Regions from separate parts of the Homo sapiens genome. Here all the other regions are linked to region 4. A link is a loop called in an ENCODE intact Hi-C map of the cell type or tissue named here. Cell type or tissue: PC-9. All regions are shown on one strand. Region 1 overlaps HRH1 (histamine receptor H1). Region 2 overlaps LOC101927467 (a long non-coding RNA gene). Region 3 overlaps ATG7 (autophagy related 7). Region 4 has its middle 18 kb from the start of HRH1.

Region 1 (8,000 bases), 70 kb before region 4:
AATTTTTGTATTTTTTGGTAGAGATGGGGTTTCACCGCATTGCCCAGGCTGGCCTCAAACACCTGGGCTCAAATGATCCGCCTGCCTTGGGCTCCCAGAGTGCTGGGATTACGGGTGTGAGCCTCCGCACCCAGCCAATAGCTGTTTTATTTAGTGCTTACTATGTACTGGGTGTACACACCATCTCATTTTATCCTCAGAGTAGTTTTGCAAGGTCGGGATTATTAACCCCATTTATTTATTTATTTTTTTGAGACAGGGTCTCGTTTTGTCACCCAGGCTGGATACACTGGCACGTTCAATAGTTCACGGCAGCCTCGACCTCCCGGGCTCAAGCAACTCTCCCATCTCAGCATCCCGAGTAGCTGAGACCACAGGTACTCACCACCATGCCCAGCTAATTTTTGTATCTTTTTTGGTAGAGACAGGGTTTCACCATGTTGCCCAGGTTGCTCTGAACTCCTGGGCTCAAGTGATCTGCCTGCCTCAGCCTGCCAAAGTGCTGGGATTACAGGCATGAGCCACTGCATGTGGCCCTATTAACTCCACATAAGAGATATAAAAACCAATGACAAAGTCACCCAGCCAGTAAGGGAAGAGGCGGAATTCAAACTTAAGTCATTTAATGCCAAGGTCTTCACTGTGTCTCACGACAACTGCATTTGATGCGATCTAACTTGTGTTGACACTGGGATAGGATCCAGAGACAAGCAAGACAAGGTCCCTAATGCCAGAAGTTCAGGGTCTATCTCGGCAGCACAGCAGAATAAGGATGAGCAAGCAATTAGAATTCACCTCCACATCCGAGCCTCATCCTGTACTAGCTGAGCCTCAGCTCCCTCCTCTGTAAAATAGAGTACTAATTCACCAAAATAATGGAGCCATAAGTCATCAGTCCTCTGCTATGTGAGGACACAGCAAGAAGGCAGCCACCTGCAAGCGAGAAGAGGCCCTACACCAGAGCCTGGCCATGGTGGCACCCTGATCTCAGACTTCCAGCCACCAGACCTGTGAGAAATCAATGTTTGCTGTTAAGGCTGCCTAGTCCATGACATTTTGTTATATATAGCAGCCTGAACTAAAACAGTAGTGATTCTGGAAGTCAGGTCTACTAGCCAAACACTGTGAACCACCGATACATTTAATTCCATTACACAGATCCAAAGTAGTTTTATTATCAAACTAAAGGTACAAAGAAAAGAGTCAAGAATCTCTAGGCAATTAAAAATTAGCATCACAATCTAGGTGCGGTGGCTCATGCCCATAATCCCAGTATTTAGGATTCCCAGTACTGGGGAGGCTGAGGCGGGAGGATCACTTGAGGCCAGGAGTTCAAGATCAGCCTGGGCAATAGAGCAAGAACCTACCTCTACAAAAAATATAAAAACTAGTCAGGCATCGTGGCATAAGCCTGTAGTCCCCACTACTTGGGAGGCTAAGGTGGGAGGATTGCTTGAGCCCAGTTATTTGAGACTGCAGTGAGCTATAATCATACTACTGCACTCCAGCCTGGACAGCAGAGCAAGACTCTTAAAAAAATTACCATCACAAATCAATTATGTTCAAATCTCTCTGTTAATAAGTATTTCTTGATTGGGCTGTTTAGATTTTAGCATCTACGTGGGCAATACAAGGCAGTTGAGGGTGAAGGAAACTGGCATCTCATGGCTGGGGTGATGCAAATTATTACTCTCTGTGGGCAGTTTTGTAGCTTTTACTCAAAATCTTTAAAATGTACATATTCTTTGGCTCTGCAGTTCTACTTCTGAGAATCTTTCATCCCACAGGGTACAAAAAGATGTTCACCATAGTGTTATTTTTATTACTGGAAAGTGGGACACAATATAAACAGCAGTCATTACGGGACTGGTCCCATGTTAGCACACAAGAACACCGGGATGGTATACAGCGATTAATAATCATGTGGCTTTCTCTGCTGACATGGGAAAGTGTCCATAATAGTTTGTCAAATTAAGAAGATGACAAAACGGTACATAATCATATTTCTGTAACATCGTATGTATGGGTGTGTATGCTTGCAGAAAAGTCTACAAAAATATTCCCTGGATTGTTCACAGTGGCTTTATCTTGGTAGAAGGATTTCAAGTGATATTTTTTCAAACTTTTGATTTAACAGATAGTATTGTGTTAGGAAGCTAAGCAAAAAAACCCTCAAAAAACAAAAAACTAGAGTGGCCAGGAGTGGTGGCTCATGCCTGTAATTCCAGCACTTTGGGAGGCCAAGGCGGGTAGATCGCTTGAGCTCAGAAGTTGGAGACCAGCCTGGCCAACATGGCGAAACTGTCTCTACAAAAAAATACAAAAATTAGCTGGGCGCAGTGGTACATGTCTGGAATTTCAGCTACTTGGGAGGCTGAGTCATGAGAATCACTTGAACCTGGGAGGCAGAGGTCACAGTGAGCCAAGATTGCACCACTGCACTCCAGCCTGGGTGACAGAGTGAGAGCCTGTCTCAAAAAAAAAAAAAAAAAGAAAAAACTGGAGTCAATCTAAAATTGCTTTAAAGAAAAGTGTTGAGGAAATAATAGAACAGGCAGGAAAGAGATGTGAGAAAATGGCAAAGGGGAGTGTGAAAGTTTGGCAAACACAGTTTTAAATTCTTCATCCTGCTCTTGCGTGGAAAGACTGTCTGCTCTTGCTTCTAAGTGATAAACATCTTAGTGGGAAAACCTCTTCCTTTTATTTACCCATTGACCCAGTTTTGGTGGTCAATGACGCCCGCCCTTCCTGACAGATGTTGGGGCATGGGCCAGACAGGCCCGCTGGGTACACAAGGATGCCCGCTCTTCTCCCTTGATCCTGCAGTGGCTCCCTAGGGCCTCCAAGTAGGGGGAGTAGTTCTGTTGATGGAGGGGTCACTATGTACAAAGACTGAGCTGAAATTTCTTGCACACCTTCTCAGAATCACCCTAGGAGGGAAGCTTTTTGAATGACCCCATTTTATTGAAAAAGAAACTAAGGCTCACAGAGGTCAAGGGTCTTGTCCAAGATCACACAGCAAGTAAGCGAAGGACCTCACGCTCCAGTTCAGGTCGGCCTCTTTCTTTTGTTTTTTTGAGACAGAGTCTCGCTCTGTCGCCCAGGCTGGAGTGCAGTGGCATGATCTCGGCTCACTGCAAGCTCCGCCTCCCAGGTTCACGCCATTCTCCTGCCTCAGCCTCCTGAGCAGCTAGGACTACAGGCGCCGCCACCACACCCGGCTAATTTTTTGTATTTTTTTTTTAAGTAGAGACGGGGTTTCACCGTGTTAGCCAGGATCGTCTGGATCTCCTGACCTCGTGATCCACCCGCCTTGGCCTCCCAAAGTGCTAGGATTACAGGCGTGGGACACCGTGCCCAGCCCAGGTCAGCCTGTTTCTAGGACCCATCACTCTGAACCTCTAGTAAGTTCTGCCTGAGCCTGGCCTTCAGGGCTGAGCATGACCTGGCTTCTGTCTACCTTTCCCGCCTTCCCCTCCCACTGCTGCCCCCTGCCCACCATCAACCCTCAGACCCCAAACTTCAATATACCCCAGTATCTCACACCTCCATGCCACTGCACCTGCTGTGCCCTCCCTGAAGCCCATTCCACTGCAAACCTCCAGAGACTTCCATCCGTCCTTCAACTCTCAGACCGAGTGTGCCCTTCTCTGTAATCCCTCCTTCCTTGACTCCACCCCGATAAGACAAAAGCCCTCCTCAGACCTCCCCACACTCCTCCTCCAGCTTCCCCCTCCTCAGCTCTCCCACCCTATTCCGTCATTGACTTTCCCTTGTCTGTCCCTTTCCACAGGTCCTTGTGCCCTTCGAGGGTGCAGACGGTGGTCTCTGCATCTCCTTTGCTCCACGTGCCAGGCACAGGTGCCTGGGAACTACAGAAGAGGTTGAATAGAAGGCTTAACAATGAGTTTGGAAGTCAGGCACAGAGGGTTTGACTTCCGGGGGCACCCCTTGCCAGCTGTATGACCCTGGCAAGTCACTCTTCCTTTCTGCGCCTTGGTCCCTGCATCTATAAATTGCTGTAAGGATGAAATTACATAATTATAGGTAAAGCACCTGGCACAGTGAACAGTCCACAAATCTTAGCTATAATAACAATGACGTCAGTTAAGTAACTCACTTAGAAACAACACTGGCCACTGAAGTGGAGGGCCAGTGAAGTGGAGTCAAGTGCTGGGAGGAAGTCCAGGCCAGCAGGCCAACTTTGGTATACAAAGATGTGAAAACACGCTTGGCGTGGTGGCTCACGCCTGTAATCCCAGCACTTCGGAAGGCCGAAGCAGGCAGATCACCTGAGGTCAGGAGTTCCAGACCAGCCTGGCCAAGATGGCGAAACTCTGTCTCTACTAAAAATATAAAAATTAGCCAGGCGTGTTGGCGTGTGCCTGTAGTCCCGGCTACTCCTCGGGAGGCTGAGGCAGGAGAATCACTTGAACCTGGGAGGCAGAAGTTGCAGTGGGCCGAGATTGCACCATTGCACTCCAGCCTGGGTGACAGAGCAAGACCCTGTCTCAAAACAAAAAAACAAAGATGTGAAAACAGCCAACCACCAGGTGGCAATCCATGCAAGAGCCCAGCTGCCGGGTGTGCCCCAGCTTCAAGCCAGACAGACCTCAGACATCCAGGGCCTGGGGAAGGTCCAGCCCCAAATGGCAGCCATCTGATAGCAGCAAAAGAAAACCTGTGGGCCAGGCGCGGTGGCTCACGCCTGTAATCTCAGCACTTTGGGAGGCCGCGGCGGGCGGATCACGAGGTCAGGAGTTCAAGACCAGCTTGGCCAATATGGTGAAACCCCATCTCTACTAAAAATACAAAAATTAACTGGGTGTGGTGGCGCATGCCTGTAGTCCCAGCTACTCAAGAGGCTGAGGCAGAAGAATCACTTGAATCTGGGAGGCGGAGGTTACAGTGAGCCGAGATAGTGCCGCTGCACTCCAGCCTGGGCAACAGAACGAGACTGTCTCAAAAAAAAAAAAAAAGAAAACCTGTGAACCTGGGGGCTGGGGAACAGAGCTCTTGCCCATGCGAAACATGGGGTGCTGGGAGAGCTCATGAAAATGTACATCATTCATGTGCCATGCGCTTGCTGAGTACTTCCCATGCATAATTCAATTTCAGCCTCATGGCAGCCTTTCTCAGTTGATGTTGTTATCCCAGTTCAGAGAGGAGTAAACTGAGGCCCAGAGAAGTTAAAAAACTTGCCCAAGGACATACAGCTAGTGAGTGGTGGAGCTGGGATTTGAACCCAGGCAGTCTGTTTCCAGAGAACTGCTTCAGGCCCTCCTGCCCCTATCAAGAGGCCAGGGCAGGGCAGAGCCTACAGGTGGGACTCCAGGGGTCCAGAGCTGGATGATCTACACACAGGGGATCACATGATGCAAGCAGTTTCCGTACAATGCGTTCTATTTAGGGTGGGTTGTCCTTCTCCAGAAGGAAGAATTTCTCCCTGGAGACTGGCCAGATGCAGCCTGGTGGGTGGCAGTGCATACATTCCCATCTCCTCAGACCTACCTACCAAGAACAGCCGCGCTGATGAGAGTCCTGTGTCACTGGCGAAATTGCTTCCAAATTGCCTTCTTCATTAACTGTGCAAATTTGCATCTTAATTAGGCTTAATGGAATACAATTACCAGACCCCACGTTTCTCTCTCTGATTTCAAGCAAGGATGCCACAGAGACAGGCCAGAAGCCAAAAACGTGGGGCTGGAGGGAGCCTGGTTGGGCTCTCCCTGCAGGAAACCTCGCATCTGGGAAAGGAGGGGCCAGGCGCTACCCAGCGGGGACTGCACCTGGTACATCCAGGCTCCTGAACTGAGGAGACCATGGGATTTGGAATCAAGCTTTGGGAAGCCTGCCTCTGCCTCTGACCAGTGGAGGACTGACCCTTTCTGAGCCTCTGTTTTCTCATTTGTAAATTGGAGATGGTGATAACATTTACTATGGGGTAGCTGCAGGGATCAAAGGTGATCGCGTGTGTGTTAGCACCTGGTAAAGCACCTAACACGTAGTTTGTTCTCTTTCTCCATGCCCTCCCTTTTTGAGGCCTACAAGGTTGTGCAGAGCTGATCCCGGCCTTCCCCTTCGGTGATTCAGTGAGCGTCAGCTTATTTCATCCTCCCTTCCATGCTCTGGCCATACACACTTCTGAGTCCTGGGAAGGCTCTAAGCTCCTTCCTGTCTTGTGAGCTTTTCAAGTGCTATTCCCTCTGCTTGGAACACCTGACCCCTGGTTAGTACCTACTCATCCTTCCAATCTCAGCTCAAACAGCACTGTCTCCAGGAAGCCTTCCCTAGCCCCAGAATAAACTCTCCTAACATCATTTATCTATGGGATTATTTAATATGTGTCCCTCTCTCTCCCACAGACAGTAAGCTCCATGAGTGCAGAGAACACTTCTATTGTGTTCTCTGTTGCATCTCCAGCTCCTGGTTCAGGGCTTATCACATAGTAGGTCCCATTCATGTCTGTTTAATGGATGGATATGAACATCCCACTGAGCCTCAGCGAATGTCAAGTGGGAGCCATAATCTCATCCTTATGGTGCTGTGAAATCATTAAATGATTTTTGGCACACAGTAGGTGTTTGACGAATGAGATACCTATTCTCCCATTCCTTTCAATTAAGGAAAAGTTAGAAGCAGGCATATAGGTAGCTTAAAGGACAGCATGTTCATGGATAGGAACCCCCAATATTGTCTAGATGTCAGTTTTTACCAACTTGATTTATAGATTTAATGCAACCCCAATCAAAATTCCAGCAAGTTATTTTGTGGATATAAGCAAACTGATTATGAAGTTTATATGGAGAGCAAAAGACCCAGAATAACCAACACAATATTGAGGGAGAAGAGCAAAGTTGGCAGACTGACACTACCCAACTTTAAGACTTACTATAAAGCTACAGTAATTAATATGGTATTGGTGAAACAATAAACAGAGTAATGGAACAGAATCCAGAATCCAGAGATAAATCGACATAAATACAGTCAAGTTGTTTTTGACAAAAGGGCAAAGTCAATACAATGGAGAAAAATTCTTTTCAGCAAATGGTGCTGGAACAACTGGACATCCACATGCAAAAAAGTACATCTAGATACAGACCTTACACCCTTCAGACAAAGTAACTCAAAATGGACCATAAGCCTAAGCATAAAACCAAAATTATAAAACTCCTAGAAGATAACACAGGAGAAAACCTGGATGACCTTGGGTTGGCAATGACTTTTTAGATACAATACCAAAGGCATGCTCCTTGAAAGAAATAATTAATTGAGAAGCCAGAAGGCAAAATGGTACAGCCATTTTGGAAGACAGTTTGGCCGTTTCTCACAAAACTAAATATACTCTTACCATACCATGCAGCAATTATACTCCTTGGTGTTTACCCAAGACTTGAAAACTTGTGTCTACACAAAAATCTGCACGAGTGTTTAAAGCAGCTTTATTTTTATTTATAATTGCCAAAGCTTGGAGGCAAGTAAGATGTCCTTTGGTAAGTGAATGGGTAAACTATGGTTCATCCAGATAATGAGATACTATTCAATGTTAAAAATAAATAAGCTATCAAGCCATGGGGAGAGATGGAGGAAACTGACATGCATACTATTAAGTGAAAGAAGCCCATCTGAAAACGCTACGTACTATATGGTTCCAACTGTATGACGTCCTGGAAAAGGCAAAACTTTGGAAACAGTAAAAAGATCAATGGTTAGCAGGATTTGGGCAGGGGAAGGGATGAATAGGCAGATCACAGATGATTTTTAGGAGAGTAAAAAATGCACGGTATTAGAATGATGGATACATATTATCCATTTGTCCAAACCCACAGAAAGTGCAACATCAAGAGGGAGCCCTCATGGAAACTGTGGCTCTGGGTGACAATGATGTGTCATGTAGGCTCATCCGTGGTAACAAATGCACCACTCTGTGGGGATGTTGACAGTGCAGGGGACTGTGCATATGTGAGGACAGAGGGTACATGTAAATCTCTATATCTTCA
Region 2 (8,000 bases), 55 kb after region 4:
GGGGAGGTGACACCAGGCATGAGGAAAGCCAGCATAAAGGTTGCAATCACGGTCGTTCCTGTGGGCAGCTGGACTGGCTATGCCTGCGACCACCTGACGAAGGGACAGACGGCCTTCTGGTAGTGTCCATGCAAAGGGACAAGGGACATCACCAAGGGAGGCCCATGCACCTCTCCCAGTGTGCTTCCAGTCAAAGGAACCTAATGGCAGTCGTCCAGCCCATCCAGAGTTCAGGCCCAGATGAGTCAGCTGCATCAAGTGACATTTTCAATGCAACTGTGGAGGGCCTTAGGGGAGTATTCCAGGCAGAGGGACAGCTCCCGATTCACCTGCCTGTAAGAGGGACGGCTCATCTGCCACAGCCTGGCCTGGGCGATTCTGCTGGCCCCCCCATCTTGGAGTAGAATCGTTTCCTGGAATAGTACATCTTCCGGACCCCACCCCACGCTGCACAACTCAGAGTGTCAGCTGGAGCCCTTTCTCCATGGAGTGCCTCCTCCGAAGGTCTGACAAAGGCAGGCAGGGGTGTCAGTGAGGAGGTGTGTAGAAGTGCTCCTTTCTCCTCCGCCGTGGTCTTCCTGCCTCCCAGACAAGCTTCAGAAGGCAGGAAATCTCTAGACCACCTATGGAAGACAGAAGGCTGCCTGGGCCTGGGGTTTGGGTCATGTGAGCCAGCTCTAGAAAGCCTTTTGGTGCCCACAGAAACCCCCAAAAAAGGAATGCATGGCATAACTCTAATGAAATTTAGGAAGCCCGAGGCATTCCCCACCCTTGTCTACTCTCCCTGAACTATCCTGTGCACCAGGCTGACAGCTTCTGGCCAGGGGCCAAGTCCAGGGGCTGGAGGGAAGATGCCTGCAGGGAGGTGGTAAGCTGCATTTTGTTCCCTCCCAAATGACATAGACAGAGCAGTGGCCGGGAGTGAGGAGATCTGGTTAAAGGCCCAGTGACTCCTTGAGCCATTATTGCAAAAAGACCTAAGCCAATCTGAAATGCACAACTCCAGGCTCTCCTTGGTGGCCAGCGGTGTTAGCCAACAATTAGCAGTGAATGAGGACCTGCCGCTTCCCCTAGTCTTGCTACCAGGTTCACATGAAAGCAAGTTGTGGACAGAATTCTGCCCCCACAAAGACATTTAGTAGGCAACTGTTATGAGCAAGCAGGTCCCAGACAGTTCATGCAACATGTATTTATTAAACTCAGCAGATTCAAGGCAGACGTAAGAATATTCCAGAGTCACATTCTGTGACTGTTACAGGCCACATCAGGCAACCAGAATCACTTTTTTGAGATGGAGTCTTGCTCCGTTGCCCAGGCTGGAGTGCAGTGGCATAATCTTGGTTCATTGCAACCTCCACCTCTCGGGTTCAAGAGATTCTCCTGCTTCAGCCTCCTGAGTAGCTGGGATTACAGGTGCATGCTACCATGCCCTGCTAAGTTTTTTTTTTTTTTTCAGACGGAGTCTCGCTCTGTTGCCCAGGCTGGAGTGCAGTGGCACGATCTCGGCTCACTGCAAGCTCCGCCTCCTGGGTTCACGCCATTCTCCTGCCTCAGCCTCCCAAGTAGCTGGGACTACAGGCGGCTGCCACCACGCCCAGCTAATTTTTTGTATTTTTTAGTAGAGATGGAGTTTCACCATGTTGGTTAGGCTGGTCTCAAACTCCTGACCTCAAGTGATTTGACTGCCTCGGCCTTCCAAAGTGTTGGGATTACAGGCGTGAGCCACTGTGCCCGCCAGAATCACCCTTAACCAGTGGCTGGACCCAGGACCTACCAGGGAGCAGCCTGAAGTGCCATCCCTGGGGCTTGCTGGATTCTTACACCTAATTTGTGCCAGGGGAGGAAGTGCCTCTAAAATATTTTAACCGAGCTGTGTATTCTGAATCCCACTAATTTTATCAACAAGTGCCTGTTTCCAGCATCCATTAAGCTGGCTAACAAGCCACTGATTTCACCTCTGAAAACTCATTTATTTTTAACAGTCATTATGCTAATCAACCGAGCCACTGGTGTTGATCAGCACTAAAGACAAATGAAACCCTTGTCCTCGTGGCTTCTGGAGCCAGTGAAGCTGATACTGCAGTGAAAATGGCAGCTGGCCGCACCTGGACTGTGAATTCTAGGAGAGGCAACTGACTACGCTGGAGTCATAGCAAAAAATCAAGAACACATGTCTATATCACATCATCTTCTCTGAAGCATTCTCAGCTTCACTTTGGACATCGTGGTGGTGAGATTCTGACAGTCAACTCTGCCACTGGCCCTCATGTCCCCATCTCTAATGTGCCTACTACCCCATGCCCTTGGAACAGCCTCCTGCTCTGGGGCAGAATCTGGGGTGAGGTTGTTCTGGGCTCCCTATGGATGACACTGGGGATGACTCTGGTCATTTTCTAATGCCTCCCTTTGTTGAGAGATCTCAGGGTGATTATCCTCAGAAAAAATGTGCCTGTTCGGTTGCGGTGGCTCACGCCTATAATCCCAGCACTTTGGGAGCCTGAGGCAGGAGGATCATGAGGTCAGGAGCTTGAGGCCAGCCTGGCCAACATGGGGAAACCCTGTCTCTACTAAAAATACAAAAGTTAGCCGGGCGTGGTGGTGTGTGCCTGTAATCCCAGCTACTCAGGAGGCTGAGGCAGGAGAATTGCTTGAACCCAGGAGGCGGAGGTTGCAGTGAGCCGAGATCGCACCACTGCACTGCAGTCTGGGTGACAGAGCAAGACTCTATCTTGGAAAAAAAAAAAAGAAAGAAAAACATGCCTGTTTGCTGCCAGCAGAACCAGTTCTTACCTCTAAACACTCTTTTGTCCAACTGATCATTAATTTATTTGTTAACAAGTTATTTTGGGGAGGGATTTCCATGTCTGTGCTAGGGCTAATTTTCTAGCACAGTGTTGGAGCTCAGTAAATATTGAATGAGTGCATGAAGGATGACAGGAAGGGAGAAAGGGACTGGGGGCTGTGTGCAAGGGAAGCAGCAGCATGGTGTGCCTGCAAGGCGGCTGTCCATCTTGCAGAGACACCAGCCCTGCCCTCCAAAGGTTCCCTCAGCCTCTCCATCTTCATGCTTCTCCCAGGTTGGTGTTGAGCCCTTTGAGAGAGGCTGAATTAAGTGCTAGGCTCCCTTCACTGCCTAAATGCCCTGTGAGAGCTGCGCCAAGCAGCAGATTGCTAGAGTGTGAGGCTGTTTTCATTGTCTGACTCGCTTGGGAGCAGGTGGTTCATTTCTGAAAAGCTGAGGCTTAGTGAGTTTTCATGGATGGAGGGGACAGAGAAGGAAACAAGACAGACTGACAGACACAGAGAGCCACAGCCAGCTGATATGTGCTGAGCACTCAATCCATGCCAGGCATGCTGTTAGGCCCTAGGAATTCAGTGGTGTAACAGACAGACTCAGGCCCTGCCCTCAGGGAGCTTAAAGTCTAGAACAGGGGTTGGCAAAGTCCAGCCTGTGGGCTGATTCTGGCCTGCTTGGAACACAGCTGTGCTCATTTGTTTGAGTGTTGTCTAGGGTTGATTTCACTCATTTGTCTGAGTGTTGTCTAGGGTTGATTTCACTCATTTGTCTGAATGTTGTCTAGGGTTGATTTCACTCATTTGAGTGTTGTCTAGGGTTGATTTCACTCATTTGAGTGTTGTCTAGCGTTGATTTCACTCATTTGTCTGAGTGTTGTCTAGGGTTGATTTCACTCATTTGTCTGAGTGTTGTCTAGGGTTGATTTCACTCATTTGTCTGAGTGTTGTCTAGGGTTGATTTCACTCATTTGAGTGTTGTCTAGGGTTGATTTCACTCATTTGTCTGAGTGTTGTCTAGGGTTGATTTCACTCATTTGTCTGAGTGTTGTCCAGGGTTGATTTAACTCATTTGTTTGAGTGTTGTCTAGGGTTGATTTCACTCTGTGGCAGAGATGAGTAGTTGCAACAGGGACTGTGTCACCTATAAAACCTAAAATACTTACAGTCTGGCCCTTTCTAGAAAAAGTGTGCTGACCTGTGGTGTAGAGGCCAAGCAGATACAAGCAGCCAGAAGCAGAAAGAAGAGTGAAGTCAAAACGCACACAGAAAATGAGAGAGAGAGAAGGAGCCCCCCAAAATATGTGAGGTGGGAAGGCTGCAGTTCCCACAAATATTTCCATTTGTCATCCTTCACCATGACAAAACTCCACCATCAGTGGCTTATTCCTTAGGGATAAGCATTGCTTTCACAAATATTCCCCTGAAAAGAGTTCTTCTTCCTCGATTTATACCCTGAGTATGGAGTAGCTGAAGAGATCATTCTGGAGGCAGACAGGGCTGCTGAAGATTTCCAAAAGCCAGGACGGAGGGAGAGGGAAGGGCTGGGCCTTATGGATGGGAGGTGTCTGGGTAGGGCAGAGCACCACAGCCTGCAAAAACAATTGTGTTGTTTGTCCAAGATGAGCCAGTGGTAGGGTGTGTCTCTGAGCTGCTCTGCAGTTTCTCAAGGGTGGGATTCTATTTATGACCAAAGAAGTCACTCACCGCCTAAGGGCAGAGTTGTGATTCCTCTTCCATCCCTGACATTGGGCAGCGTCGGCTCTTGGGGGTGCATAGGTATGTGTGTGCATGCACTGGTGTGTGTATCAGGAGGGAGCCACATTTTGCAGTGAAGGGGGTTCAGTTGATATAATTTGGGGGACCCTCTTTAAGGAAAAGATTTCAAAATTATCAATCCTAATTTAGGTATGCATATGCATATTTAGAATTTAAAAAGAAATCATAATGTTACAAAATTTTAAAAAATTGACAAGGGTCAGAAACACTGCAAAATCTAGAAAAATGACATATGTGTTAATTAACTTCCTGATACCCTCTGAAATGCATTTCATGGTAGTTTTGCTATATACTTTTCATATGTTTATGATTTTTAATAATCTTTTCTAATAGAGAAAAGAATGATAAGTCAGCCTTTCCTCTGACACGGTCGACTGAAATTCGTTTTTTCACCACGAGTTAGGATGCACAAGATGTAACTTCATATACATACTTGCTTCTTGCAGCACAGCCTTGGGTTTGGCTCCTACAGACTCAAGAATTCTGATAAATTCAATTTTGTATGTTTTCCATCACAAAAAGAAAAATGTATGGTATATTTATAATGCTATATGTTACCTTATTAGGGATATGCTGCATTATCAAGCATATGCCCAAATGGAAAAAAAAATTTTTTCGATTAGGTGTCAGTGAGAACTGAATCCAGTTATAATACTGTCTGTGATGATCTGAATAATTTTCCATTTCCATTTCTGGCTCTGTCCATTTCCAACACTGTTTCTCTTCTTTGGCCCACACCTTTCTGGTACTGGGCACCAGACCACACACTGAGATATTTTGGTACAGCCATAGGCCTCACTCCTTCATGTCATGATGCAGGGCAAGTTGGCATGGGGGCAATAGGGCTATTCTGGAGGTCATTGCTATGTCAGTGTCTTAGTCTATTTTGTGTTGTTTATCACACAATACCTGAAAGAAAAATCATTTATTTCTTACATTTATGGAGGCTGAGAAGTTCAAGGTTGAGGGCCTGCCTTTGGTGAGGGGCTTCTTGCTGCTGGGGACTCTCTGCAGAGTCCCAAAGTGGCTCAGGGCATTACATGGCAAAAGGGCTGAGTGTGCCAGTTCAAGTTTTTCTTCCTCTTCTTAGAAAACCACCGGCCCCACTCCCAGGATAACCCATTAATCCACTAATCCCTGAATGGATTAATCCATTCATGAGGGCAGAGCCCTCATGACCCAATCACCTCTTACAGGTTCCGCTTTTTAATTACATGACAAAAGGGCTGAGTGTGCCAGTTCAAGTCTTGCTTCCTCTTCTTAGAAAACCACCGGTCCCACCCCCATAATAACCCATCGCAGAGCCCTCATGACCCAATCACCTCTTACAGGTTCTACTTTTTAATATTGCCACATTAGGGATTAAGTTTTACTACAAGTTTTGGAGGGGACAAATATTCAAACCATAGGAGCCAGAATAATAATAACCTATATATGGAAGAGGTGGTGAACCACATCCATATATGCTCTGATCTCAAACTAAATGTATCACCAAGTCAACTCTCCCCAAATGCCACCTGTCATGAGGGGAAGTGTGAGTAGAATGAGCTAGGAGTCTTAACCAGTTGCGGATAGAATGTGTTGCTTGTCCTAAATGTTCATCATTTGATGCATGGACAAACAAAATGTGGCATATCCAAACTATGGATTATTCTTTGGCTACAAAAAAGGAATGAAGCACTGATACCTGCTACTACACATATGAATCTTGAAAACATATGTGAAATGAAAGGAGACAGACACAAAAGGCCACAAACTGTATGATTCCATTCATACGAAATGCCCAGAACCGGCAAATGTATTGAGTCAGAAAGTAAGACTAGTGTTTGCCAGGGAGGAAGGAAATGGGGAGTTACTGCTAATGGTTGATTTTTAGGAATGAATAAAGTGTTCTAGACTTAGATAATGGTGATGGTTGTACAACTTTGTGAATATACTAAAAATCACTGCATTGTACACGTCGAAAGGGTGAATCTTATAGTAAGTGAATTATATTTCAATCAAGCTATTATTTTAAAGATTTTTACTTTTGTGAGTTTTACAAAACCATGTGACCAGGTAAACACATAGCTAGGGCCTTCTCCCATGATAAATTACCCTTTGGGAATGTATCAGTTTGGGGATGTGTATCAGTTATCTATCAGTAGAGCAGATACTGTGTAACAACCAACCACAGAACTTTAGTGGCACAAAACCTCAGTGGCACACTACAATAAATATTTATTTGGCTCACAAATCAGCTAGGCTCTGCTGGGCTGTTCTTCTGGTTTTAGCTAGCTAGTCTCCCGCTTTTTTTTTTTTTTTTTGAGACAGAGTCTCGCTCTGTCACCCAGGCTGGAGTGCAGTGGCACGATCTTGGCTCACTACAACCTCCACTTCCCGGGTTCAAGCGATTCTCCTGCCTCAGCCTCCTGAGTAGCTGGGACTACAGGCACACGCCACCACACCCAGCTAATTTTTGTATTTTTAGTAGAGACGGGGTTTCACCATGTTGGCCAGGATGGTCTTGATCTCTTGACCTTGTGATCCGCCCACCTCGGGCTCCCAAAATGCTGGGATTACAGGCATGAGCCACTGCGCCCAGCCTCATTTCCCACTTCTGGTGGTTGGCCATGGGCTGTCTGATCTAGGATGGCCTCAGCTGGGGCAAATGAGGTGCCTTGCCTCTGCACCAGGTGTCTCCTCCTTTACATCCCAAGTATGTTCTCACAGTGATGGCAAGGACCAAGAGACAGAAGCAGAACCACACAAGCACTTTTTCAAGGTTCTGCTTGCATCATATTTGCTAATACTGCATTGGTTAGAGCAAGTTACACTGCCAAGCCTGGATTCAGTGGATGGGGAAATAGATCTTCCCTCTCAGAAGAGAGGAATTGCAAAGTCATATGTCAAAAGAAGTGGGTATGTGGAGGGGTGATGACTCAGGACCAGGAAGACAATTAATTTTACATCTGCTTCCATGTATATACCAGTGTGTGCCTGCGTATGTGTTTGCAGACATATGTGTCTATATTGGTGAATATGTGTGTTCAGGCATCCGTGTGTGCATGTGAGGCTGTTTGTGTGTACACTTCCTTTGGATGTGTCTACATGTCCAACATGCATGCATGCATGAACAATTTTGGAAGCTTTTCTGCTTGTGTATCTGTGCAGGTGTGAGCCTTGCCAGATAGGTGCCAAGTGTAGTGGGCCATGGATTGTGTCAAGTAGAGTGGGCCAACACATGTGCTCCCAAACCCTCACACCAGCAGGACTCTGGGGTCTCTGGGTCCTTGTCTGTCATTTACCCAAGACAGGCAACTATTAGAGAAGCAAGAGTATCGACTTTGAAATCAGGAAGGCTGGATTCAAACACTAGCTCTGCCACTGACTGGCTTGGCAGGAGATTCCCACCCTAGTTTTCTGATCTGTAAAATGGGGATACCACT
Region 3 (8,000 bases), 150 kb before region 4:
TCAACTTTCACCTCCCGGGTTCAAGTGATTCTCCTGCCTCAGCCTCTTGAGTAGCTGGGATTACAGGCATGCACCACCGCACCCGGCTAATTTTTTATATTTTTGGGAGAGATGGGGTTTCACCATGTTAGACAGGCTGGTCTCAAACTCCTGACCTCAAGCAATCTGCTCGCCTTGGCCTCCTAAAGTGCTGGGATTACAGGCGTGAGCCACCACACCCGGCCAAATCATTCACTTTCTACAACAAGTTCTGTCTGTATGCCAATGAATCTCAGGACTGTACTTCTAGCTCTAACCTCTAAACATATATTTAAGTGTCCTTTAAAGCCAGGACTTAGATTCCTCAGAATCTCAAATTCAACAAATCCAAAATTCAACATATATTTTCCCTAAATTCTGCCCCTTTCTCTGTATTTCCTAGTTTGCTTAATAGTATCACCTTAATTCAAGGAAGAAATTTCAAAGTCATCTTCAATTTTTCTCTCTCTCAACGCAATAAAGCACTAATTCCTAGAAGCTCAACCTTAAACAGTCCTCTGGAATGAGATGAAGGTTAACAGTTACTGAACACAGACCAAAACTAGGCACAGCAGCAAGGGTTGTTCAATTGAATTCAATTCTCTCAGAAGCCCTAAGGAATAGCTCCAATTTTATAGAGGAAGAAACTGAGGTTCCAAGAAGTAAGAAATTCACACAAGGAGGCTGGGTGTGGTGTGAATTCAATTCTCTCAGAAGCCCTAAGGAATAGCTCCAATTTTATAGAGGAAGAAACTGAGGTTCCAAGAAGTAAGAAATTCACACAAGGAGGCTGGGTGTGGTGGGAATTCAATTCTCTCAGAAGCCCTAAGGAATAGCTCCAATTTTATAGAGGAAGAAACTGAGGTTCCAAGAAGTAAGAAATTCACACAAGGAGGCTGGGTGTGGTGGCTCACGCCTGTAATCCTAGCACTTTGGGAGGCCAAGGCGGGCAGATCACCTGAGGTCAAGAGCTCGAGACCAGCCTGACAAACATGGTGAAACCCCATCTCTACTAAAAATACAAAAATTACCCAGGTGTGGTGGTGCACGCCTGTAATCCCAGCTATTTGGGAGGCTGACGCAGGAGAATTGTTTGAACCCAGGAGGCGGAGGTTGCAGTGAGCCAAGATGGAGATCGTGCCACTGCACTCCAGCCTGGGCAACAGAGCGAGACTCTGTCTCCAAAAAAAAAAAAAAAAGAAAGAAAGAAAGAAAAAAATAAATTCACACAAGGCTATACAGCTAGGAAAGTAGGGGAACCAGGATTCAGCTTCCAGATTCACGCCACTCTGAAGCCCATGCTCCTCATGCAACTTCATGCTTCCTGTCTAGGTCTGCCTGCCTTCTCTCCATTCCCACTGCTACGTGCCAGGCTCCATCATCTCACACCTCGGCTCTTGCAGTGATATACTCACGGGTCACTGCCTTTGGCCCATCTCCTCCAAACAAGGTGACAAACTGCCACCAGGAATGATCTGCACAGGTGGCTCCCTTGTTTAAACAAACAAACGAAAGCTTACTGGCCTTACTACACAGAGAATAAGGTGCTGCAGCCTTAGCCTGCTAGTTTCCTGATCTTCTGCATGGCTGATGTTCCTAGGAAACCTTTCCCCTCTCTACCAGGAAAAGTACTTCTCATCTCACAAGGTCCTTATGAAGCTGTCAGTAACAGTCAGTGGATATTAACAGTTCCCTTCTCAATGGTGACAGATGAACACTTCCATTAGGGCATTTACCACCATGAACTGTGCTTGCTGTTTTGATAATACTGTTAAAAACTATTTAAATAACAGCAGTAGTAATGTCATATTAGTAACTGTTCTTATTAAATGCTCATTCTGTACCAAGCACTACACTAAACAGTTTACATGTTATTCCCTTGACAACCCCAGTGGTAAGATTATGCCTACTTTACTGAAGAGAAAACTGAGACACTGGGAGCTTAAGTAACTTGCCCAGAGTCACACAGGAAGTGGTAGAGCTGAGATGATAACCCGGGTCTGCTAGCTTCAAAGCCCCTGTTCTCGTCACTATATTACACTGCCTTGAAGGAAGAAACTTCTTTTCAGGAACTTTCTACTGCCCATCAGCCTCACACATGCTAAAAAATAACCAATTATTCACAAGCTAACCTCCTCTCCAACAGTCAAAACAAAAAGGCCCTGGCCAGAGCTATCATCCAATGTGGAAGGAAATCAACACAGTTGCAGACAGTGGTACAAAAGGATTTCATCTAAAATCCTCTGTGTGACAGATCATCAAGTCCCTACATATGTCAGTCATCCACAACTTTCTCTTCAAGGACAAATGTAACTTGTTTTCATCATAATTTTGATGACCTGCTAAGGACATCAAGATGGAATTTTACCAGTGCCAGAGAATCACAAAGACAAAAAAGAAAACTCTATTCTACAGCACTTCGGTAGCTGGGTAAAAGCGACTAAGGATGACTACTTAAAAGATAACAGACATGGCCGGGTGAAGTGACTCACGCCTGTAATCCCAGCACTTTGGAGGCTGAGGTGGGTGGATCACTTGGTAAGGAGGTCAAGACCAGCCTGACCAACATGGCGAAACCCCGTCTCCACTAAAAATACAAAAATTAGCCGGGCATGGTGGTGCATGCCTATAATCCCAGCTACTCAGGAGGCTGAGGCAGGAGAACTGCTTGAACCCGGGAGGCAGAGGTTGCAGTGAGCTGAGATCGCACCATTGCACTCCAGCCTGGGCGACAAGGGTGAAACTCTATCTCAAAAAAAAAGAAGATAACAGACATTTTGTATATTAATTGCAGATAGTGGTTCCTGGTGCCTTCAAGGTTGTGCGTCTGAAGCCTAAAATAAAGTCTGCCTACCTGGGGGTGGCTGGTTCATGAGGTTGGCTGGAAGTACCAGGCAGTGACAGCTACCTGGAGGAGAAGAGGAAGGAGAAGGCCAAGATCCACTACCAAAAGTAAAAACAGGCCATGAGGCTGCAGAAACAGGTGGAAGAGAACGTGGAGAAGAAAACTGATAAATACAGAGTTCCTCAAGACCATGGGCTCCTGGTCTGAGCCCAGTAAAGACAGCTTATTCCTCATGCTTGGCCTGGCCTGCCCCTCCTCCATCACCGCGCTGGGATGTGGGGGACCCAGGCGGCAGTCCAGGTGCTGAATGAAGGCAGCCTAGGACTTAGAAAGATGGGAAAGAGGAAAGGGCCTTAGTCACTGCCTTTCTATAAAGTTATTTGAAACAATTCTAGGAGTTGTGCAGACATAATTTGCTTATGACCTACTTGTTCATGAGAGAGTTTTTAAGAACAACTAGTTACTTCTGTTTCAATATTAGCAAAAGTGAGCTGGAACACTAATTGGAGGGGAGCCCTACCCTGTGAATCAGGCATCTATTTCCTACCCGGTCTATACTATAGACTGCAGCTACCAGGATGTGAGAAAACACATGGGGACAATATGAGTTTGCTGTTGTACAAACGTTATTTATAGAAGCATAGACTGGGAAGATGTGCGACCAAAGGGGTTCCAGGTATTGCCCTTATTCCTTCCCTGTACTTTGTAAACAGAACAAATAAACTACTTTTACAGAGAGAGAAAAAAAAGGCCCAGTGCAGTGGTCCATGCCCATAATCCTAACTCTTTGGGAGGCTGAGGCAGGAGGATCGCTTGAGCCCAGGAGTTTGAGACGAGCCTGGGCAACATGGTGAGACCCCATTTCTACAAAAAAAGTTTTAAAATTTGCCGGGCATTGCAGGGCGCATCGGTAGTCCCAACAACTCGGGAAGCTGAGGTAGGAAGATAGCTCGAGCCCACCAGGAGGTTGAGGCTGCAGTGATCCATGATTGCACAAAAGTAATTTGCATAAGAGGCACATCCTTCAAATATTTTCTGACTTATTTGGCCTTAGGGAAATTCTGAACAGAATCCAAGGGCCTATTTCATAAGAGGATATAGTTGATGTTGAGCTGCTGAAACCGTTCCATGACAGGCTGAAAACAGAAAAGTCTTAAGCAACATCAGCATGATGAGGAATCTTCTGGAAATACCTAAACAGGACAATCTATGGTAAAGGTATCACTTAGGAACATACACGTCTATGTAACATCACTACAGCGCTTAAGCTGGAAGGGAAGATTTAAGAAGTAATGGTCGGAGGGGAATTTGGGGGGAAGTGAGTCATAGACAGAGTTATTCATGTGTCACTAATCTAAATCCAAACATTACCTACTTCCTGAAAAAGTAAGGCTTGCCTGTATAACCCTGGACAGTGCAAGTGAAACTTCGGCCTCTGCTTAGCTTAGAAAGATAAAGGATTGTTTCTATCACACTTCAACATTATATTCAGACACAGTCAAGGAAAGAAATTAACATAGGCATCAATGTAAGTGTGTTTCAATTTTATTTCAAACTATTTCAGGATGTGAAACATCCTGAGTTACACAAGATGGGATTGTGTCACTGCCAATTAAACAGGAAAGGTTTTGATAGGGATTCAACACTGTAATGAGCAAGAACTCTAGTGGTGTAAGAAAGCCTGCAGTAGCCAAGAAGTTCAGTCAAGATTAAACTGAAATAGCAGCGTGTGTGGTTAACCAATACAATCCCCCGGGGCTGTGTCTACCACCCAAACTTGGTGCAAATTTCAGACTTTAATGAAAATAAAACTCAGTCACACTCAGCACAAGTAGGAGCTCAGAAAATGTCACTGAATGAGTACTTACCAAAAGTTTCTGTCCACATGGATCTAAATCTTTTGTTTTTTAAGATCAAATCCCCACAGGAAATGTGCAGTGGCGGTTGCCTCCCAAGAAAGCTGCTAGGAGGTGAGGAGAGAGGAGTGTGGGGAGACTTATTTTCACTGCATGACCTTTTTTGCCTCTTAAAGTTTGTATTATGTATATAAAACAATACAGAAATAACTAAAATAATTAAAGAAAAAAGTCCTAACCCAATGGCAAGAAGACAAAGAGAGAGATAAAAGACTAGCAGCTCAACTGCTTTGGTTCCAAGAAATCATAGCTGGGAGATCCTTGAAACAAGCACCATGTCTTACTCATCTTTCTTCAGGACTGAGCACAGTGCCTGGATCATATTAAGAGCTCAGTAAAGGTTGAAATGAAATAATAGCTCTCTTTTCGCACAAAGGGCCAATGGATGGATGCTATATAGTAAGATAAATTTCAGCAGTTTAAAAATTACTAATAGCTTGAATTGTCCAAACAGGAAATAGATCAGAGAGATAATGAGTTCTCCATTAGCAGAAGTGTTCAAGCATATATTGGATGATTATTTGCCACGTAATACTGCACAAAGGATTGCTGTATCAGGCAGTCAGACAAGACCAGGGTCTGGCAAGCTTTTCCTGAAGAAGGCCAGATAGTAAATATTTTAAGGCACTGCAGGCCTCAAACAGTCTGCTGTGTATTTTATTTTTTTTACAACCCTTAAAAAAATGCAAAAACCATTCTTAGCTCCTGGACTGCACAAAAAAAGGCCTCGGGCAGGACTTGATCCACAGGCTATAGTTTGCTGACTCCTGGACTAAATGATCTTCCAAACCTGTTATCTTTTGATTCTTTGAAGGTGCCAATAGTATATTTTGTTTTGAGGAAGACTGATATTTTTGGCATAATCTTTTTAAAGGGCAGTAAAGATCAGTGAGGGCGCTGAGGGCGAAGGCCAGATTCTAAGGCCACATCTGCTGGCCTGCAATAGGCACCTTGTAATGCTGCAAATACTTCTTTATGAACTGGTAAATACAGTCTACTCAAAACATTCACACATCTCTCAGCATCATTAAGCCAAGACGAAGCTCATTTGATATTTATTAAGGCTCATAACGTTCCGGAAAGACTGCATCAGCAGCATTCTACATCTTAAGCAGGCATATGACTACACCTCTGATGGTTTCCTTATGCTTTCTCCCAGACCGCCGCTGCTGCCTTCCGACTTTTCTAGTTCTACCCCACGGCCCTGTCACTCCTCACCTCTGACTTGATGCTCCTTAGCAGCCGCTCTCAGGCCCCCATGGCCTAGAACTCACAGCCCCTCTGTCTGAAAAGTGTTCCCTGTTCTCCCTCACCTTGCTTCTGTGACTGCCTGGCATTCACAGAGCAGCTCAGAGGTGACCTGCTCAGGAAAGCCTTCTCAGAGGTGCCTCGCCTGTCTTCACTCCCCTCATACTCCTCCCCTGGCAGCTATATTTAATCACTCCTGGCTCTAAGCCACCTAGACATTTGGTATTGTTTTTCAACTCTTTGCTTACCTGTTTGCCTCCACCAAACTTGATTGTAAACTCTACAAATACAGATCCTGGCTCATATTCCTTTCAATGTCCCTAATCCCTTGTGAGTGGCTCTCAAACATTACTAGGATGAATTTTAGAAACCTTTTATCAGCCAGGCACAGTGGCTCACACCTGCATCCCAGCACTTCGGAAGGCTGAGGCAGGAGGACTGCTTGGGGGCAGGAGTTCATGACCAGCCTGGGCAACATAGCAGAACACCATTTCTAGAAAAAATTAATTTAAAAATAAAATAATAATAATAATAAAAAAAGGTTGGGTGCGGTGGCTCACACCTGCAATCCCAGCACTTTGGGGGTCTGAGGCGGGAGGATAGCTTGAGCTCAGGAGTTTGAGACCAGCCTGGGCAACATGGGCAACATTCCGTCTCTACCAAAAATATTTAAAAAGTTAGCTGGGCATGGCGGTGGCATGCGCCTGTGTTCCCAGCTACTTGGGAGACTCAGGTGGAGGATCGCTTAAGCCTGGGAGATTAAGGCTGCAGTAAGCCAAGGTGGCAAGATGGCACCACTGCACTCCAGCCCAGGTGATCGAGCCAGACCCTGTCTCAAAAAAAAAAAAAAAAAAAAAAAAAGAAAGAAAGAAAGAAAAGAAAAGACAAAAAAAAAAACACAAAACAAAAACAAGGAACTTTCTATAGATATCCTCCCGAAAAGAAACAAAAGCAAGAAATAACCCAAACTTCTATGACTATGAGAACAAACCCCAGAAGCCAATTACCACAGAATATGGAGTAAGGAATCATGAAGAACATACGACGATATGCCATATAACTTAGGTCCCTAAACCTATTATTGTTTTTTCAGGACTAAGACCTTAGCGGGCAGGAAACATGCATGCACAAATCAGTGCAAATAAAACCTTATGCAACTGCATATGAAAGTAGTCAAGAATAAATGTTTCTTTCTGAAAGCATTCTGGTAGCTACTAGTGACAATATCTGGTCATTAATATAGCATTTTAATGAAGAGATTAAAGTTAACACCAGCAGCAACGTGACAAACAGACACTGTGTGCTATCTGATAGAATGCCATGGAAAGAACACAGCATCTGTGGTGTTTGGATGAAAATACACAACCTGGATCTCATGGGAGGAAACATCAGATAAACCCAAGTTGAAAAACATTCTACAAAATGACCAGGATTATAGTCTTCAGAAGTGCCATGGTCTTAAAAGTCAAAGGGAGACAAGGAGCTGTCCCAGACTGAAAGAGACCACAAAGACGTGACAGCTGGGGACCACGTGTGATCCTGGGATGATGCTCCACTATAAAAGGACATTATTGGGACAAAAACTGAATGGGAGTCTCTGGGAGATGGATAAATAGAAGGTATCTGTCTTATTCTTGTAGAATTTCTGTAAGTTTGAAACTGTTCCAAAATAAAATAGTAAGAATAATTTTATCTTACTATTAAGATAAAAGCTGTGTGTCACACACAGCTTTATACGTTGTTCAACAGGCAAAACCAATCAACCTGACAGAAGTTAGAATGGTGATTACAGGGTGAGGTGGAGCTACTGACTTGAGAAGGCCACGAGGAAGGCTCCTGGGGAGATGGAAATATTCTGTATCTTGAGCTGGGTGGTGGTTACAAGGCATATACCTATGTAAAAAGCCACAAGCTAAACATTTGCTATCAGTGCACTTTATGTATGTTATCCATGAATAAAGAAGTAAAATAGG
Region 4 (8,000 bases):
TGAGAGGAAACAGAGTGAGTCCCTAGGGGCTCCCAGGGTGTACGAGGGCAAAGAGGTGAACATAGCTGGAGTGGAAAGAATGAGAAAGCCTGGGTGTGTGGAAGAGCCTTGGTGTGTTAGGTGGAATTGCAGCTGGAGGGTGTGTGCAGAATGAGAGGTCTTGGTATTGGGGCCAAAGTCAACTGCCACGCCTAAGGAGGGAGGAAGGCGCTTATTTTGCTTCTTGGGTGAAAATCATTCCTGTGATTTAGTTCTCCTTGGGGGAGGGGCGGGGTTTCATCCAGCCTTAGCAAATGCATTCAATCTTCACTACTTCTCTCTGTCAGATGGGGTGGATAGAGGTCCAAATGTGGGCAGAAGCTTTTATGTCCCATCGCAGGGCAGCTAAGAACAGCTGCGCGGGTCGTTCACTGTACATGGGCACTAGGCCAAAAGGGACTGAAATCCGGACGGCCCTTTGTTTACTAAGCCATGTGCCTGCAAGGCTGCACCTGCCCAGAAGGAATGCTTCCTATTTCTTTTCTTTAAAAAAAAATTTTTTTTATGAGCTAAAATTCACATAACATAGAATCTACCATTTAAACCACTTTAAAGTATAAAGTTCAGTGCTTTTAGTATAGTCACAATGTTGTGCAACCATCACCACTAGCAGTTTTCGGAACATTTCCATCATCCCAAAAAACAACTCCATAACTCCTAATTCCCCCCCTTTCCCCATCTCTTGGCGACCATGAATCTGAACTTTCATATGAATGGAGTTCTATAATTTGCTGTCTTCTGTGACTGTCTTCTTTCATTTGGCATTAAAACTTTTCAAGTTTTACCCATGTTGTGGTATGTGTCTGTACTTCATTCCTTTTTATGGCTCGATAATATCGCATTGTGTGAATATTCCACAATTTGTGTATCCCTTCATGAGTTGATGGACATATGGGTTATATCCACTGGCTGTTAAGAACAGGCGGGTCACGGTGGCTCACGCCTGAAATCCCAGCACTTTGGGAGGCTGAGGTGGGCGGATCACCTGAGGTCAGGAGTTCTAGATCAGCTTTGCCAACACGGTGAAACCTTGTCTCTACCAAATATATAAAAATTAGCTGGGCGTGGTGGCAGGCGCCTGTAATCCCAGCTACTCGGGAAGCTGAGGCAGGAGAATTGCTTGAACCCGGGAGGCGGAGGTCGCAGTGAGCCGAGATTGCACCACTGCACTCCAGCCTGGGTAACAGAGCAAGATTCCACCTCAAAATAAAAAAAAAAAAGGCGGGCGGCTCGTTCCTGTAATCCCAGTATTCTGGGAAGCTGAGGCAGGTGGATCACCTGAAGTCAGGGGTTCGAAACCAGCCTGGCCAACATGGTGAAACCTCATCTCTACTAAAAATACAAAATTAGCCGGGCATGGTGGCGCATGCCTGTAATCCCAGCTACTTGGGAGGCTGAGGCAGGAGAATCACTTGAACCTGGGAGGCAGAGGCTGCAGTGAGCCGAGATCGCACCATTGCACTCTAGCCTGGGCAACAAGAGCAAAATTCTTTCTAAAAAAAAAAAAAAAAGAACAATGCAGCTATGGCCAGGCACAGTGGCTCACATCTGTAATCCCAGCACTTTGGGAGGCTGAGGTGGGAGGATTGTTTGAGCCCAGGAGTTTGACACCAGCTTGGGCAACATGGCAAAACCCTGTCTCTATAAAAAATGAAAAATTTGGGCGGACATGGTGGTGTACACTTGTAGTCCCAGCTACTTGGGAGGCCGAGGTGGGAGGATTGCTTGAGCCTGGGAGATGGAGGCTGCAGTGAGCTGTGATCATGCCACTGCACTCAAAAAAAAAAAAAAAAAAATTCAGCTATGAACATTCTTGTACAAGTTTTTGTGTGAACAGATGTTTTCCATTTTTCTGGGTATATACCAGGGGATGGTCTTGTTGGATCATATGGTAATCCCACGATTAACTTTTTGAGGAACTTGCCAAACTGTTTTCCAAAGTAACTGCACCGTGGTACATTCCATCTAGAAATGTTTGAGGGCTCCAATGTCTTCACATCCTTGCCAACATTTGTTATTGTCCATTTTCTTATAGCCCTCCTAGTGAGTGTGAAGTGGTACCTCATTGTGGCTGGCCATCTGTATATCTTTGGAGAAATGTCTGTTCAAGTCCTTTACCCATTTTTTGGCTGGGTTGTTTTTTGTGTGTGTGTGTTGAGTTGTAAGAGTTCCTTGTTTAGGCTGGGCGCGGTGGCTCACGCCTGTAATCCTAGCACTTTGGGAGGCCGAGGCGGGCAGATCACAAGGTCAGGAGATCGAGACCATCCTGGCTAACACGGTGAAACCCCGTCTCTACTAAAAATACAAAAAAAAAAAAAAATAGCCAAACGTGGTGCGGGCGCCTGTAGTCCCAGCTACTTGGGAGACTGAGGCAGGAGAATGGTGTGAACCTGGGAGACGGAGCTTGCAGTGAGCAGAGATCACGACACTCCACTCCAGCCTGGACAACAGAGGGAGACTCCGTCTCAAAAAAAAAAGAGTTCCTTGTGTATTCTGGATAGTACACCTGTATCAGGTGTACTATATGAGTTGCAAATATTTTCTCCCATTCTCTGGGTACTGCCTTTTTCTAATTTACACTGGGGCTCCTTTTGGGCTGGTAGGGACCTTAGTTCCTCAGCCAGAGCACCAGATACTCTCCCGCCATAACAAAAGAAAGTGTATCAGTGGCCTCACTCAAGAGGACAACTTAGTACCTCAGTACCTTTACAGATGGCCTGCTATGTGCCAGGCGTGGAGGATGTGAATCTGAAGATAACAGGGTCCGTTCCGGTCGCTGTTCCCCATCCTCAAGAAGGACTCAATCAATAACTCAGACGCTCAAGCCAGAACACTGGGGGCTGACTGGACTCCTCCCCCATCACTCCACCATCCAATCAGCCATCACAGCCCATGATGACTCCTCCCACCTTGTGCCACCATCCAATCAGTCACCACAGCCCACAGTAACTCCTCCCTATCACTCCAGCATCCAATCAGCCACCTCAGTCCCTGGTGACTCGTCCCCCATCATTCCAGCATCTAATCAGCCCCCAGAGCCCGTCACCCCTCCATTCTCTTCCCCACGCCCCAGCGGAGTCTAGGCGGTAATTGCCTCTCACCTGGCTGGTTTCAGTAGCTTCCTGTCTCCAGACCTCAGGGCTTGCTTCTTGTAGTTCATTTCTCCATCAGTGCACGAGCAGAGTGATTTTTCTTAAATGAAAAATCCCATTGAGGGCTGCCTGGCGGACAACTTCTCTACGGCTACTATCAAAAGAAAATGCACACGGAAGCCGACAGCTCCGTGTCATCTGGCACCCACTGCTGTCTCCACTCCCCTCCTTGAAGTGACTCAGTCTGACTAAACTGTTGGTCAGTTTCCCAGCACATACCACCTCCAAGTGCTGCCGGCATGGTGTGCTTTGAAATGAGGGACGGTAAAGAAATGCGTCAGGGATTCCCGAAATAAGTCACGGGTTAGGCAGTAACTTGTCAGGCAGGAGCTGGGAGTTTGCTAGGGGCACGGTAAGGGTTCCGGTTATGGGAAAGAGCCTCGCTTCTGCCTGTGCAGGCGCTTGGACACACAGGCCTGCCTTGGTGCTCATGAGTCACCCGAGAAGATGTGCCTAGAAATGACTCTCCTGGGTGTGTGAGAGCCTGAGTCTACCCCAGGGGTTTGGAAGGCGGATTCAGCTGCCTTCCTTAGGTCGTCTTAGGATCTTCAAACCCCAGCGCCGAAAAAGACTAATGACCATGTGGCCCACCCCTTCATCCCTTTGCCTCTATAAACCTCCATTCTTCCCATCTCAAAAATGGGAACAATGACATTTTTTTAGATGGCCGTGAGGCTCAAAGAAGATTATCTAGACTCCTGTGTGAGTTTTAAGTTGGATGGGGAAACTGAGGCCCAAAGAAACGAATCGGTTGCTTCCAGCCTTGACGTGTGTTGGAATCATCGGGGGAGTTTGTTAGAAATAAGGATCCCTGGATCCTACTGCTGGGTTGGGGTAGAGACCCAGTCATCTGTATTTTTTAACCTCCCAAGGTGTTGCTGCAGGGAACCAGGTCTAGCTCTCCTCCCAGAATCCTAAGGCAGCCTCTGGCCAGAGGGTCACTGAGGTGCAGGCTGTGTGTGGTCAGCACGCCTTGCTTTTCCTGTCTGGAAGCCAAAAGCTGGCTTTCCCACTGCCAAACTGCTGGCAATACAGAGGCCATTCTGGCGACTGTTTTCTAAATGTGGCTATCAAGGATGTTCTGGGAGAGAAAAGCCCTGGCACACAGCCTTGGTCTCTGAGGGGCTTGCAGGCACCTGGGGTAGGGGAGGCTCAGTGGTGTATGGGAGTTGTCGGGGAGGGGCAGGATGCTCCATCATAGGGTGAATGGAATTGAAACCAATGTTTAAAATGAGCTGGGTTTAGGGCCGGGCACAGTGGCTCACGTCTATAATCCCAGCACTTTGGGAGGCCAAGGCAGGCAGATCACTTGAGGTCAGGAGTTTGCAACCAGCCTGGCCAACATGGCAAAACCCCGTCTCTACTAAAAATACAAAAAATTAGCCGGGTGTGGTGGTGGGCACCTGTAATCCCAGCTACTCAGGAGGCTGAGGCAGGAGAATCGCTTGAACCCAGGAGGTGGAGGTTGCAGTGAGCCGAGATCATGCCACTGCACTCCAGCCTGGTGACAGAGCAGACGCTGTCTCAAAAAAAAAAAAAAAAAAAAAAAAAAAAAGCTGGTTTTGTTGTGGGTGGGGTGGAGACAGGGGGAGGTGCTTCAGTTGTCACCTCCATGTCTGCTTCAGGCCCCTCCTTACCCTTCCTATGAAAACATTTTCTCTGTACAAGATCTGGAACTCATGCACACTGAGGCACAGTTATCTAATCATACCAATGTAGGGCTGAGCATGGTGGCTCACGAGGCCTGTAATCCCAGCACTTTGGGAGGCCTCGTTCACCTGAGGTCAGAAGTTCTAGACCAGCCTGGCCAACATGGTGAAACCCCGCCTCTACTAAAAATACAAAAAATTAGCTGGCGTGGTGGCAGGTGCCTGTAATCCCAGCCACTCAGGAGGCAAAGGCAGAGGCAGGAGGATTGTTTGAACCCAGGAGGCGGAGGCTGCGGTGAGCAAAGATCGCACCATTGCACTCCAGCCTGGGCAACAAGAGCGAAACTCTATCTCTGTCTCTCTCAAAAACAAAACAAAACAAAACAAAAACCAATGTAAAACATGACCACATTTCCTTCTTTTTTTTCTTCTACTCTCTCCCCCTCTCCTTCTTTCTCCCTCCCTCTGCTTTCTAATTTTGCCCCTGGTCTTGAGCTTTTAATCTGAATTACATGTTCCCAGGTTCTTTATTTCCTCATTTATTATCGATGTTTTCCAACTTGCTTGGCTAAGCCACCACTCTGGTCATAATGTATCCCACTTTCTGCCAACCCTGCCTTACCCCCATGCAGCAGAACATGCCTAGAGAAAAGCCATGTTTTTCACATGGTGTTTCACAACCATTTTGACTGTGTTCACTTGAGTCATGACCTTGAATGTTGAGAGCACTCTCAATGCTGCCTAGCAATTATACTCTGCCTCCCTAGTCATTCTCTCTCCAGCTCTGCTAGGGACCGTTTGACTCCTCTCCTCCCCTAAACCCTTAATGCCTCCTCTCCTGTCCTGTCTGCTTCCTATTCACTGAGATAATGGAAGCAATCAGAATGTCCTGAGACCCCACCACACACCTCCCCGCCCACCAGCATCTCCACCCACACGCTTCACTAGAGATGAATTGATGGTGCACTTATGTATCTGTACTTGTGCCCTAGACCCTGCCCCTTTCATTTGCTCAAGGACATCTCTCCAGCGATTGTCCCTCTTGCCACAGCATCATTTTTTACCTCCTCTGGATCATTCTCATCAAGCGTACACAATGCTACTATTTCTCCCATCTTTGAAATAACAACAACAATACCACCAACAAAAACCCTTGTTAAGTTTTAGGTCAGAACTGACACAGTGTTGCTTCTGCCAGATTCTATTGGTTAAAGCAAATCACAGGGAGAGCCCAGATTCAAGGGGAGGAAACTGCACAAGGACTTGAATACCAAGAGATGAGATTCTTTGTGGGCCACCAAGCCACAAACCACCACTCTCCCTTTTGCAGCAAAACTCTTCCAAAGAGCTGTCCGTCCTCAGTTTCTCCAGTTCCTCCCTCCCATTTTTCTTAAACACATTCCAATCAGGCATTCGCTCCCACTGCTCTACTGGTGCCCTTCATCCAGGTCACCAATGGCCTCCACATGGCAAGATCCATGGTCAAGTCTCAGTCCTTGTCCTACTGGGCTTGGCACAGTTGACTGCCCTTGCTTTGTTTGATTTCAGGCCTCATGCTCTCTTGGTTTTCCTACTACCTCACTGGTCTCACCGTCTGTCTTTTCTCTCCTCTCCCCAACCTCTTAATGTTGGGATGACCCGAGGCTCAGTTCTCCATCCTCTTCTCTTATCCATCTGTGCTCACTCTCTTGGTAATTTCACCCAGTCTCATTGCTTGCAATATCATTTACATGTGGCTCTCACATTTACGTCTCTAGCCTCGTCCTCTCACTTGAATTCTGACTAATAATACAATTGTTTTTATTTTTATTGTTTTTTTGAGACGGAGTCTCATTCTGTCGCCCAGGCTGGAGTGCAATGGCACAATCGTGGCTCACTATGATTCTTCTGCCTCAGCCTCTCGAGTAAGTGGGATTACAGGTGCCCACCACCATGCCCAGCTAATTTCTGTAGTTTTAGTATAGATGGGGTTTCACCATGTTGGCCAGGCTGGTCTCAAACTCCTGACCTCAAGTGATCTGCCCACCTTGGCCTCCCAAAGTGCTGGGATTATAGGCGTGAGCCACTGCGCCTGGCTTCTGACTGTTTTTTGACATCTCCAATGGGTAGCCAATGCCCACCTAAACCCCTTCTGTCCAAAACTAAACTCCCAATTCCTCTCTACCCCTTGACCTGACCCCAGATTTTCTCGTTTCAGTTGATGACAATTCCTTTCTTGCAGTTGCACAGAACAAAAACCCTGGCATTAAACTTGACTGTCTTCTTTCTCTCACACCCCATACCCAAGCCACCATGAAGATTGGATCTACCTTCAGAATATATCCAGACTCTGACCACCTTCTCTCCTGGTCAGAGCCACCATCCCTTCTCAGCTGGACAAATTTTGTGTGCCTCTTTCTAATTCTGCCCTGACCTCCTATGATTTACTGATTTGCAACAGAGTGGCCAGAGGGATCCTTTAAAAATATACCCCAGATCATAGCCCTCCTCTGCTCAACACCCTTCTATGGCTCCCATATCACTTGGCATAGAGTCCTCACCATCACCTACAAGGCCTTATGGGACCTGGCCACCCCCTGACCTCTGGCCCCCTCCTACTCCCCGCTTCACTCTCTGCTCCTCCAGCCACTCTGGCTCCTTTGCTATGGCCCCTCAGACACAGCAGCACGTGTCTACTCCGAGCCTTTCCTCCACCTGGGCAGTTCAAGCCCTGCTCTCTGCAGGCACCTCCCTCACCTCCTTCAATTCTTTGCTCAGCTTCTCAACGAGGCCTTCCCTGACCTCCCCATTTAGACTTGCATCCCACCTCCACCTCCTTGCCTTTCCCACTCTCACTTCCTTGCACTTTTCTCTTGTTTCTTAGCCCTTAACCTTCTAACATATTTCATGATCTACTTATTTATTATGGTTATTGTTCATTGTCTACCTCATGCAGCTAAAATATAAGCTTTGCAAGGGGAATAATCTTTATCTTTTGCTCACTGATGTATTCCAAGGGCCTAGAACAGAGCCAGGTACAGACAGAGTGCTAAAATTTTATTTTTAAATTGTACTATAAGCACCTCAAATCCTTTGTGACACAAACCAGGGCATAGACAAATTCATTCTTTCATCCACCCATCCACTCTTCCAATTGATTGCCATGCCTTCCTTTATATCT

What was found. A loop is a pair of places that touch in the nucleus more often than their neighbours do. Peaks named below come from ENCODE experiments on the same cell type or tissue, not always from the same donor. Only the 100,000 strongest peaks of a DNase experiment are listed, where the experiment ranks them.
Region 1: a loop joins it to region 4, with 3 times the contacts of the local background. A loop is called at or near these places in 4 of 110 quality-filtered maps.
Region 2: a loop joins it to region 4, with 5 times the contacts of the local background. A loop is called at or near these places in 14 of 110 quality-filtered maps.
Region 3: it touches region 4 in a loop (6-fold over the local background); 5 of 110 quality-filtered maps call a loop at or near these places.

Annotation. Positions count from the first base shown.
Region 1 is chr3:11,202,646-11,210,645 of GRCh38, reverse strand. All of the region lies in intron 1 of HRH1 (histamine receptor H1), which reads right to left. The region is part of intron 2 of LOC102723663 (a long non-coding RNA gene); the gene reads left to right. Among named protein-coding and RNA genes, the nearest start is that of HRH1, 52 kb to the right of the region's middle. In PC-9, CTCF peaks have their summits at 4,345 and 4,544 (motif pointing right); a DNase peak (open chromatin) is centred at 2,345; H3K27ac peaks cover 1,495 bases.
Region 2 is chr3:11,077,116-11,085,115 of GRCh38, reverse strand. LOC101927467 (a long non-coding RNA gene) reads right to left here. Exons shown (of 3, transcript NR_188517.1): 3 at 1-623. Among named protein-coding and RNA genes, the nearest start is that of SLC6A1-AS1, 62 kb to the right of the region's middle. In PC-9, no CTCF peak of the experiment used is centred here; a DNase peak (open chromatin) is centred at 4,445.
Region 3 is chr3:11,285,472-11,293,471 of GRCh38, reverse strand. The region is part of intron 3 of ATG7 (autophagy related 7); the gene reads right to left. It also overlaps the pseudogene RPL13AP27. Among named protein-coding and RNA genes, the nearest start is that of ATG7, 17 kb to the right of the region's middle. RefSeq lists enhancers at 2,061-2,190, 3,695-4,894 and silencers at 3,386-3,435, 6,713-6,845. In PC-9, a CTCF peak has its summit at 4,670; DNase peaks (open chromatin) are centred at 1,491, 3,991, 4,521, 5,311 and 1 weaker place; H3K4me3 peaks cover 3,967 bases; H3K27ac peaks cover 7,970 bases.
Region 4 is chr3:11,132,540-11,140,539 of GRCh38, reverse strand. It overlaps a transcript of HRH1 not described here. Among named protein-coding and RNA genes, the nearest start is that of HRH1, 18 kb to the left of the region's middle. RefSeq lists enhancers at 1-31, 2,738-3,937. In PC-9, no CTCF peak of the experiment used is centred here; DNase peaks (open chromatin) are centred at 59, 2,969 and 3,469; H3K4me3 peaks cover 3,100 bases; H3K27ac peaks cover 4,193 bases.